Linked DNA regions of Homo sapiens: all the other regions are linked to region 2. A link is a contact called in ENCODE Hi-C or POLR2A ChIA-PET data. All regions are on one chromosome and are shown on one strand. The core of a region is the stretch at or near the end of the contact, and the rest is flanking DNA. Distances in the headings are between cores, read along the strand shown.

Region 1 (3,442 bases), core at 943-3,442, 6.0 Mb after region 2:
CACAATAAAAGTAAGGGATTGTTATTAGCGTTGAAATTATGATGGAAGCCTTGAGCTCTCTCTTCTGGCTCTGCACCGTAACTCCGATAAATTTGCTACAGTTTCCTCATCTTTGATACGAAAGAGTTAAATCGCACATTCTATCATTCCTATCCAGGTCAAAAAGTCTTTGAGTCAATGGATGTACTATCTGCAAGTAAAATCATTATTTTTTATTATTTTGCTATTAATATTTTGAAAAGGCATGGGTTTTTCAAAGGAGCCTGTTGGCTCTCAAAAATACAGCAGTTGGATAATTCAACTGCTCCCATTTAGACATTCCATTTTATTATGGGAGGCTCGATGATTCCGGAGACACAATTTCACCAGAGGGTTCTCTTCCACTATCAACCTGTGGAAAATCTGAAACTATACCAGGAACAAACTCCCTAAAGAATGACTCAGGAGGAACCCCCTCCCCCAGCAGTCAGACAGGGAAGTCACAGACCACATGGCCGCGGGCTGACCCAAGGACCTCACACAAATGCCATACCGAGGAACAGAGAAGTTGGGACTATTTTTCCTCATTGGCCACTCTACATTTTGTGGATTCTTCTACATTTGAAGGAAAAGAAGGTGGAGAACTTCTCAATGTCAGACTAGCCATTTGTTTAGACAGGGCATCCGAAACTGCTTCCATCAGAGAACATTGGTTGGTGCGGTACTCAAGACCCACTGTGCTGAGGGAAACTCGATCGCAGAAGTGCCGTGCCCTGGGTCATTTTTAATCCATTCTCCACAAACAACAAAGGATGGTAAGGGTGGGGAGAGAACAGTGTTCCCTCATGGCAGGGGGCAGAGGGCGAAAGAAAACCGTATAGCTTGAGCCTGTATGAGAATCCATTTGTCACACGAGGAAACAAGCGCACTCCAGGTTGTCCTAGGCTTATCACAAGCAAAACAACTATTTGGTGAGACTTCAAATAAAAACAGCCCCTCTCTGCCCACCCTCCTCAAGATCCACGCGATCTCCAGAAACAGGAACCTGTTTGGTTATCTCCCTGCAGCCTCTGATTCAAAGACCTGTCACTTTCAGAGCTTTACGTCATCAGTTTAGAGCTCTGCCCTCTCTCTTTTCCCCTTTTGCCTTTCCTCTGAAGCATTCTGTCTGGTGACTACCAAGGAAGGACAAAAGTCACCGAACAACAGCTCAGTTCCAGCATGGTGCCTGCTTTGCTGCTCGCCCAAGCGCAAGCACCATTACTGCTGAATGAACCTGAGAAGGAGCCGGTTCTCTCCGTAATTTGGATGCCAGGCCTCCCAGAGTTAATCATCAGCTGCAGGCAGCACTTTCCCAGTCAGGTCATAAACAAGGAAAAAACAGCCTGAGTATCACGAAAACACTAAAATAAGGAAGACCAGCGGCAACCGAACATTTTAAAGTAATGAAGGTGAAGGAAGACCAGGGGCAACTGAACATTTTAAAGTAATGAAGGTGAATTAGCTTGTTGGGGGGAAAAAAAGTCGCTATAAAATACAGCTTTCAATTAGTTGGAAACCATGCAAGAAATCTAAATATGATTTCTAATGTGAATCTAAATATTATTTTGTCAGTCTTCTATATTGCAGACAGTTCTACACAGTTAAATGAGATATTCTCAAAAATTGAATAGGAAAAATCAAATCAGCCATACAATAAATTCACAAGTTACTTTAAACAACTACGTTTTCAGGTTTCAGTGGTAGAAACAGATTAAAATCAAATCTAGTCATCAACTCACTTCAATGAAGTCTCTACTTCATAACCTGAACTTGACTTTGAACCTAAACACCATGGACTAGAAAAATCTTGAACACTGGGAAACAAACTTTCTGTTTCCTAGACAGGAATGAAGCCATATGCCCCATTCATCCTCAAAGTTACAAGACACGTTGCCGAAAATAACAGGTTCTAAAAAAGGGCTGTGAAAACACCAATGGCTGTTAACAGGTACAAATAAAATATCTCCTTCTATCGTGCCAGAGGGAAACCAAAATCAAAATCAAAAGTTGTTGGTGGCTTGCAACACACACACACACACACACACACACACACACACACACGGAGAGGGAATGAAAGAGAGAGAGAGAGAGGAAAGTTCTCCAGTTACTTACTAGGGTGGTTTTGTCGTGGTATTTTTCACATCAGCACTCTGCCTGTCCAGCTGCCAAGTGCCGGAGCACGCCGAGAGCAGCTGTTTCCTTCAAGCTGGGGCTCTGAGTCTTAACCAGTCACATGTACCTCCTGATAAATACCGCCCGCCACCGTGCCAGGAGGTCAGAAACTGAAGATCATTCTTCTCCTCACTCGCAAACCACCTCATAACCCCTGAGTTGGCTCAGCCATCTCATGAGCATGCAGAGCGGGATATTCCACAATTTGTTTTCCTTTAGTGACAAAAGCCAAACAGCTGATAAGTCACACTGAAGGGCAGGTCACTGCAAGTGGAAAGTTAAATGTGTTTGCGTGTGTGTGTGCGCAGAGGGGGAGACTGGCAGGCTCCATGCTCTCTCATCTCACTCAAGTTTCACTGGGGCTCTCGAACGGCAAGAGAGAGGATCACCAACTCGCACAGCAGGTGGAAGTTGCTCTGTGTTAACCCCGGAGTACAACTGTTTGGTTTCGTTTTCTCAGAATCTCAGGCTCCAGTTTGTTAGACGAGCCACAAGCCTGACTAGGTGGCTGGTGCTGGGGAAGGCAGACCCTCACTCACCATCTAAGAATGCTTAGGTTGGACTTCAAAGGCCGGGGCTGCTAAGCCAAGGGACGCTGAGGGGCAAATATGGGAGGGGTTAATGAAGACTATCAAAGGCAGCTTTATCTGAAGAGCTCTTGGAAGTGATTTCAGGTAGCTTTAGACCAAACTTCCGCATTGTTATCTGTTGAATTGCATCGAGCAGCTGAGATTATCAGCCGGCGAGTGTGAATGCAAACAGAAATTATCACCAAGTTGACAACGCGCTTTACAGACGCACTACTGCCCCCTTTGGTGTGCTGGGAACTTGGAGCAAACTGCCGTTTTCTGTGCTGCTCGCAAACGTGGCAAACCATCCCTGATGTTTTGTTGAATTCATATGTCTCACCTGAGCTGATGTTCCCACCCTTCCCTTTTCATCCTCCCTTCCAAGGAAAGCCCTTGAAGTATCTGACTTTACGTAGTGTCTGACCTTGGATGTCTGACTTCTTGGTATAGTAAGGGTGACACTTCCCCGAATCAGTGTCTGAGCCTGCCCTTCAGGTAGAGATATGACATAGAGGCAGCCTATTTGGCAAAGTGAACATCCAGAAAAGATGGTTGAAGTCCCCCAGGGGATTTCTGAACCATAATGTGCCTGTTAAACTATTAACCCTGATTTTTAACACATAATATCTTACTCAGTGTAAGAGCCTGTGTGAGTAATCTTTTATATTTAGGCTTTGTCT
Region 2 (3,469 bases), core at 875-3,374:
GGCCTTGCGGATGATGACATCATAGGCTATTTTGCCCACTCTGTTTATCTCGCACTGAGAGGCAGGAGAGCACAGTAAGGAGCACAGGTTTTTTGGTTTGGTTTTGTGGGTTTTGTGGGGGTTTTTTGTTTTTTGTTTTTTTTTTTTTTTTTGAGATAGACTATCACTCTGTCACCCAGGCTGGAGTGCAGTGGCACGATCTCAGCTCACTGCAACCTCCACCTCCGGGATTCAGGTGATTCTCGTGCCTCAGCCTCCCAAGTAGCTGGGATTACAGGAGCACACCACCATGACTGGCTAATATTTGCATTTTTAATAGAAACAGGGTTTTGCCATATTGGCCAGGCTGGTCTCAAACTCCTGACCTCAAGTGATCCTCCTGCCTTGGCCTTGCAAAGTGCTGTGATTACAGGCGTGAGCCACTGCACCTGGCAAAGAGCACAGGTTTTGAAGTCAAACAGACCTATCTTCAAAGTATGTTTCTGTCCTGTGCCACATCTAAACCTTAATTCCCTAAGCTGTAAAAGATGATCAAATAGGCCAGGCACGGTGGCTCACACCTGTAATCCCAGCACTGTGGGAGGCCGAGGCGGGCAGATCACCTGAGGTCAGGAGTTCCAGACCAGCCTGGCCAACATGATGAAACCCCATCTCTATTAAAAATAAGAAAATTAGCCGGGCATGGTGACATATGCCTATAATCCCAGTTACTCCAGAGGTTGAGGCAGGAGAATCACTTGAACCCAAGAAGCGGAGGTTGCAGTGAGCCGAGATCATGCCACTGCACTTCAGCCTGGGTGACAAGACTGTCTGAAAAAAAAAAGGAAAATCAGGATTTCTAAGAGATATCTCTACTCTTACGTTCATTGCAGCATTATTCATGATAGCCAAGATATGAAAACAACCTAAATGTCCATCAACAGATGAATGGATGAAGAAAATATGGTATACATATACAACAGAATATTATGCAGCCTTCAAAACAAAAGGAAATCCTGTCATTTACAACATGAATGAACCTGAAGAACATTAAGCTAAGTAAACTAAGCGAGACACAGAAAAACAAATACTGTGTTGATTTCACTTATATGTAAAAACTAAAGTAGTCAAACTTAGAACAGCAGAGAGTGGAATGTTGGTTGCCATGAGCTGGAGGGATAGAGGAATGGGGAGATATTGGAAAAGGGTTACAGAGTTTCAGTTATCCAAATGAATGAATTCTGGAGATGTATTCTACAACGATGTGACTACAATTAGCAACACTATATTATATACTTGAAATTTGCTAAGAGGGTGGATCTTAAGTGTTCTCACCACCAAAAAATAAAAAAGAAGGGAAAGAAAGGAAGGAAGAAAGAGAGAGAGAACAAAAGAAAATGGTAACTATGTGAGGTGATGGATATGTATATGATATATATGCATATTATATATATATGATTTGATATGGATATATGCATATATATGCATAATTGAAATATGTACATATTTAAAGTGTACGACATGATTTGATATGCATATATATGCATATATATCCATATATATGCATGGATATGGATATGGATATATATGCATGGATATATATGCATATCAAATCATCATGTTGTACACTTTAAATATGTACAATTTTCAATTGTCAATTATATCTCAATATGGGAAAAAGTCTTGTCATGAAGGAGATGCTTAATAAATAGTAGTTAATGTTATTATCTTTGATTGATTTGTCTTTGAATAAATTTCTGTGGCCTAAATGAGGAAGCATATTCAAGGCATATATCCAAATATTTGTAAGAGTAGAGGAATGTTCTTAATCCAAATTATATGCACCAGTATTGCTCACTTGAGTGGAAGGAAATTATAGAATGGAGTATTAACTTCCTAATGACTAGACAAAATTAGTTGAGTAAATTACCCAATCAGTTCAGGAGAAGAAAATAAAAACCTGATTCAAAGGGTTTTTTTCCCCTCTGTGGGTTCATTTTATTGCTGCAACCCTCTAATTTGTTTTAGTTATAAAGACATGGCCATTTCATTTTCAGTTTCACCCAGGAACTAGAACTATATTTTGAAATAGGGACAACTGGATTTAGAAAATCACTTTTGTACAACTAGAACTCATTTACAGCTAGTTATTCAAATATCCAGTGACAGCATAATAAAAATTTAGGGCCTTCTTTTAATTAAACACTCCAGTTTACAATTCCCTGGAAGTAGTAACACATATTTGGAAACTGCTCTCTTTCGTGTTTTTAAAATAGCATCTAACATTAAGACAGTAATTTATTAAGAAATAACTTGCTGATCTGAAAGTGTTGATGTGATTTCAAAATGTCTTTAGAATGCATCCAACTCGATGAGACTTATATGCATGGATTTGGAGAACAAGGAGCTTATCATAGGACTTTCATAGCCCTCTCAAAATGGCAAATGAAGATAAACTGCAGAAATAGGGACTGCATGTTGCAATCAAAAGGGAACCTGCCCACAGACTGAAACAAACTTGGAAAACAAATGAACGGAAGATTAAACAGTGAAGTCTAAGTACTATCACTTCTTCCCCTATGATTAAAGCCTGACAGGCACCATGAGTCAAACTGTAAATATATACTAGTTATCATAGACCTCACTGGGTTTATGCGTCAGTAAACCACAGCTGCCTCTAATTTACCATTGAAACATGTTTTAGGGAAATGAAACTAGCCACCACCTCCTTTCATGCATGTGATATACTATTCATAACCAAGCCCTAATGACAGAAGAGAGCATTCTTAAAATAGTCTAATGGCTTTTTTGTATTCAACAATACAATCCCCCTATATTTTTTATACCTAACTCACCACATATTCAAGAATTTTCCATCATGTGCTTAACTTTAAATTTTTAAATGGTTTTCTTCACCTGAGCTGGCAGCTTTACTATTGCACTAGTCCAAACATATAGATGGGAGCGTCCTTAAATATGCAGCAAGACACACGTGATATAAATAGGAGGAATCATAGTATAGGACCACCTAATAATAATAAAGCCAATGTTTACTTAGTGCTTACTATTTACCTAACATTGTGCTAAGCACTTTTGAAGAATTATTTTGTTTAATCAGCAATTCCAACAAGACAAAATTCCAGTGTCCCAGATGATAAGACTAGCGAAACTTAAAAATCCTAATGTTAAAAAATTAAACCGCTAAGTGAAAATTAGTTTTTCATGGGTGATTTCTTGGCAATTTATAAAATTTAAGTTTTCCTAAAATTAACTGTAAACTGATACATATTAATCATACATAGCAAATGTCTACAGTCAAATTTTAAGCTATTTCTCTGCTTTATTAGCCATTTATATCAGCTTTTATACGAAACTTCCTTTTCATAGGTGCAATTGAAGACAAAGGATCAAAGCTTTTTCACTGGGCACGGTGGCTCATGCCTGTAATCCCAGCACTTTGGGAGGCCGAGGCGGGCAGATCACGAGGTCA
Region 3 (3,845 bases), core at 1,315-3,814, 6.3 Mb after region 2:
TCCTCCTTTGTGAATTATTCACTACATTAACATGGAAAGCCTTATCATTTCAGGATGTGTCTTACGAATAAGTAATCCTGGAGAAATGTGCTAAATTTACAACCCAATATTTAGCTAAATCAAATCCAAAACAAAAATCCTATTGGGTCAAACAAGCTACAGTGCCTCAAAAAGCTCACACAACCTTGGGCTGCAGATTAAGGGACACTACAACCCTACACAGCTGTCCCAGGATTCAGCCCATGCATGACCTAGATGAAGCAGTGCAAGCAGAGAAATGAAAGTTCTGGCAACCAGGTCCTGTAAGGATCAACTGAGGAAAGGCGGAACGGTGAGACTACGTGCAGACATGATGGCAGTGTTCAGATACCCTGAGCAAGAGGAAGCCTGTTGCACGATGAAGGTCCAGGTTGAGGATCTCTGATCTAAAACGCTTGGGACTAGAAGTATTTTAGATGTTAGTTATTTTCAGATTTTAGAATATTTGAAAATACCAGTTGAGCATCCCAAATCCAAAAGTACAAAATCTAAATTGTTCCAACGAGCATTTCCTTGGAGTGTTATGTTGGTACTCAAAACATTTTGGATTCTGGAGCATTTTGGATTTCAGATTGTTGGATTTGGGATGCTTAACTTGTATTGGCAGGACTAAAGGCTACAAATCATAGAAAGAGTGGATTCAACCTCATTAAGCAGAAGATCTTTTCAACAGTTAATGCTCCTTAACAGTGGAAGATGCTGACTTCACTAGGAGCTGACCATGGAAACCCATCTCTCAGGGATGCCCAGGATATGAAGCAGATGACCTTTACGATTTCTGCAAGGTCTAAGGTTCTGTGGTCACTACATACTGATAGGTTACATTATCCCATCTAGGAAATACAAGTTACTACACACCACAGCAAAACTCAAGTGTTTCTGCTGCTCTCACATCTATAATAGGACTGCGTCTAGGCAGACGGCCTCCTAACCACCTCCTTTTGTCTTATCTCCTCCTCCCTCATTTCCACATCTCTAGAGTTGCTCATGCTGCCTGGGCCTCTAACTACAGCACTTATACAAATAAGGCAAAAGGAAGAAAAACAAACAAAGCTACTCCCAGCCTTGATTCAGCAGTGCACTGGTCATGATTCCTGGAACACTGAGTGCATGAAAATAACTTTTCAACCCTTCCTATGTGCACATCTGTATGAACACTGTGATGCAGAAGGTAAGGCTGTTCAAGAATCATTACAATTATTCCACAAATATCCATGTTACTACATTTACAACACAAAATTATTATAAGCAATAGTGAAAAAAACCTTTAATTTTGAAGCTAGTCATCAAAAATTACAGATTGCAGGGTAATGTATGTATCTAAATCTTGGCCTGACTGGGAACACATATCTTCAGACTTTAATCTCATTTTTGAGGTAATACTGTAGCACTTCCCTGATATTCAAAGTTGGGCTGTGATCATAGACACTTTTACATCTGCCTATCAATGTGAGAGGAAAGATAGTTCAAAACTTATCTGGTAACCAAGGATTACAATTTTTGTCAATTAAAAACTCCCCACTGGAGTTGCTTCAGAGGCTGAATGATGATTTGAAGAGATTGTGATAGATGGTGGAATATGGTTTCATAAGGTTTTATAAGATTTAATTTTCACGTATTAAAATCGCTGGTACCTATAGTGCCTACAACGTACCCTCATTCCAAGAGTGTTTGCTGCACTGTGCAGAGTCCTGGGGAAGGAGGATCCAGCAGTGGTGGTAAGAAAAGAGTGCTGGACTGGAGTCATTAGACTTGGATTGAAATCCCAGAAACTTCTTACTAGCAGTGAGAAGTTCAGCAAATCATCCAACCTCTCTGAGCCAGTAATCCCAACCCCAAAGGATTGTGAGATTAAATGATGCTTGTCCAATCCCAGATACTGGGACTCCATCAACCCCTGTGTGGGGATTAGAAAAGGGCAGCTGTAGGATGTGACCTGCATCAGGACATGGAGTTGGATGAGCAGAGCATGGGCTGGACTCCAGGCCCCAATCATCCTCCTCAACTGGTGCCTGGTGTGGGTAAAACCTATAACCAGCATTAAAGTACTAGCCATTTGATAAACTCTCAGGACACATTTATTAAAAGTCTTCAGATATTTAACTATTAAAAGGGCCACTCCATAAAGATAGCCACATGTCAGGAACCTACTACTTAATCTTACTATTTAAAACACTAAAAAATGATAAACTGAAATACTCTTATTAATTGTCTTCATTACATGTATATAACTCATTTTATTATGCTATGAAGGACTATTATATAATAAAGTATAAAATATTTTAAGTTTCAGTAGAGAACATCTTTTAGAGCCAAAGGAGAGAACCCAAAACGTTAAAGTGATACAGGTTTCAAAAAATACTTGTAGAGACTGCACTGAGGGAAAACATGAAATAAAACAGAAGTCTGATTCATTGTAACTCTTGCAAGAGTAAGTAGGACTGTGTTTAGGCAAGAACTGAAACAAGGAAGTGACTCAATGGCTCTACTGGGGAGAGAGATTCCAAAGAGATGGAACAGCTCTAGCTAAGCATAACACCAACCACCAGCTGGGAGAAAAGCCAGTGGCAACGGAGGAGGGTAAAGACAGGGGAAGGCAGGTCAATACGAAGGAACAAAGAGTGGGTGTGCAGAGTCAGAGAAGATGTGGAGCTAAACCATGGAGGGTTTTCCAAATTTGAGATTAGATGTACAGTTGGATATAAAAATCAACCAGGAAACAGGGGAAAAGAAGCATCATAGTTCCTTTTCTCAAAGCAAAAAAGTTTATATTGCTTCCAATTAAATAATTAGCATCTTTGAAACAATGGTAAGTACAGAAAGACTGATGAGGATGAAGAGGAGGAAAAGGAGAAAGAGATAATGTTTTTATAAAGGTAAAGTGTTCTATATCTAGTACTTCCCCTGAAATGTAAAAAAGAATTACCAGGACAAAGTATATCATTCACAGGGAGGAAAAGGAAGAAACTATACTGGAGATAAACATAATCAGGAATAACAAGAGGACAAAAATTTGAAATTAGATGATTGGAGGCCCATTGACTGTACTTTTTCTCAAACAAACAGCAGAAAGGAGTTAAGTTCAGCACGAATAATATCTTATCTCAACAAATGCTGTCCAGCCACAGCAAAAAGACTTCTGAACACAAAGCAAACTCCCAGATATCTACTTGCCTTGCAGCATTAGCACATTATGAACAGGAAACAGACTTTTCTGCACAACCACATTCCCCTTGAACTCAGTGAAAAGCAATGTAAGGATGACCCACAACTGGGTAAATGGCAAGAGGGCAGCTTTTGAAAATAGAAAAACATTCACATCTTCACTTTACCAATTACCACCTCCATGACTATAGGCAAAACTCTCAACGTCTCTCTGCCTATTTTGTCTTCTATAAAATGGCACTAGAGACATCCGTTTTTCATGGAGCTCTTGAGTGGACTGAGACAACACATGTGAGACGGACTGTATGTGAGACAGCCATATGGCCAAGCCCCACTGGGCTTGTATTAGATCTCTTCCCCCAGGCTCCTCCTTTAAAAACCTGGGCTTATTTAACAAAAGAGCAATTAATCTAGTAGTTATTCGATATACAATATCCCAGATTCAGCCTACAGATAAGAGATGTATAAAATAAACACGTAAGTTAGATATAGAAATAAAAGAAAAAGATATTCTTAAGACCTTGCTAAAAATATTCAGGTTTTCTCAAAAGTGCTCTGGCTAGTAAAGAAATACTCAGTGAATTAATGCTGTGGAGGGCATGTCATTGTATAGATTTCATTTTAACTCTGCTTAAGAAGCA

The links. A loop is a pair of places that touch in the nucleus more often than their neighbours do. ChIA-PET counts read pairs that join two places held with the same protein, here RNA polymerase II (POLR2A). Pooled maps may share reads with other maps.
Region 1: a loop to region 2 is called in a map with no recorded cell type, with 6 times the contacts of the local background. The contact joins the promoter of RASGRP3 here to the enhancer-like site in region 2. A Hi-C loop is called at or near these places in 3 of 37 single-sample maps with no recorded cell type and 1 of 50 pooled maps. POLR2A ChIA-PET finds 5 or more read pairs at or near these places in 1 of 52 experiments (activated CD8-positive, alpha-beta memory T cell).
Region 3: a map with no recorded cell type shows a loop between it and region 2 (10-fold over the local background). The contact joins two enhancer-like sites. A Hi-C loop is called at or near these places in 2 of 37 single-sample maps with no recorded cell type and 2 of 50 pooled maps.

Annotation. Positions count from the first base shown.
Region 1 is chr2:33,475,399-33,478,840 of GRCh38, reverse strand. RASGRP3 (RAS guanyl releasing protein 3) reads right to left here and starts at 2,192. Exons shown (of 18, transcript NM_001139488.2): 1 at 2,134-2,192. RefSeq lists an enhancer at 2,537-2,856.
Region 2 is chr2:39,491,451-39,494,919 of GRCh38, reverse strand. All of the region lies in intron 3 of MAP4K3-DT (MAP4K3 divergent transcript), which reads right to left. Among named protein-coding and RNA genes, the nearest start is that of MAP4K3-DT, 56 kb to the right of the region's middle. Within about 2 kb of position 2,124, at least 6 of the 41 ENCODE cell types and tissues checked have a DNase peak (open chromatin) inside an H3K27ac peak, as active enhancers do.
Region 3 is chr2:33,209,515-33,213,359 of GRCh38, reverse strand. The region is part of intron 7 of LTBP1 (latent transforming growth factor beta binding protein 1); the gene reads right to left. Among named protein-coding and RNA genes, the nearest start is that of MIR4430, 210 kb to the left of the region's middle. Within about 2 kb of position 2,564, at least 7 of the 41 ENCODE cell types and tissues checked have a DNase peak (open chromatin) inside an H3K27ac peak, as active enhancers do.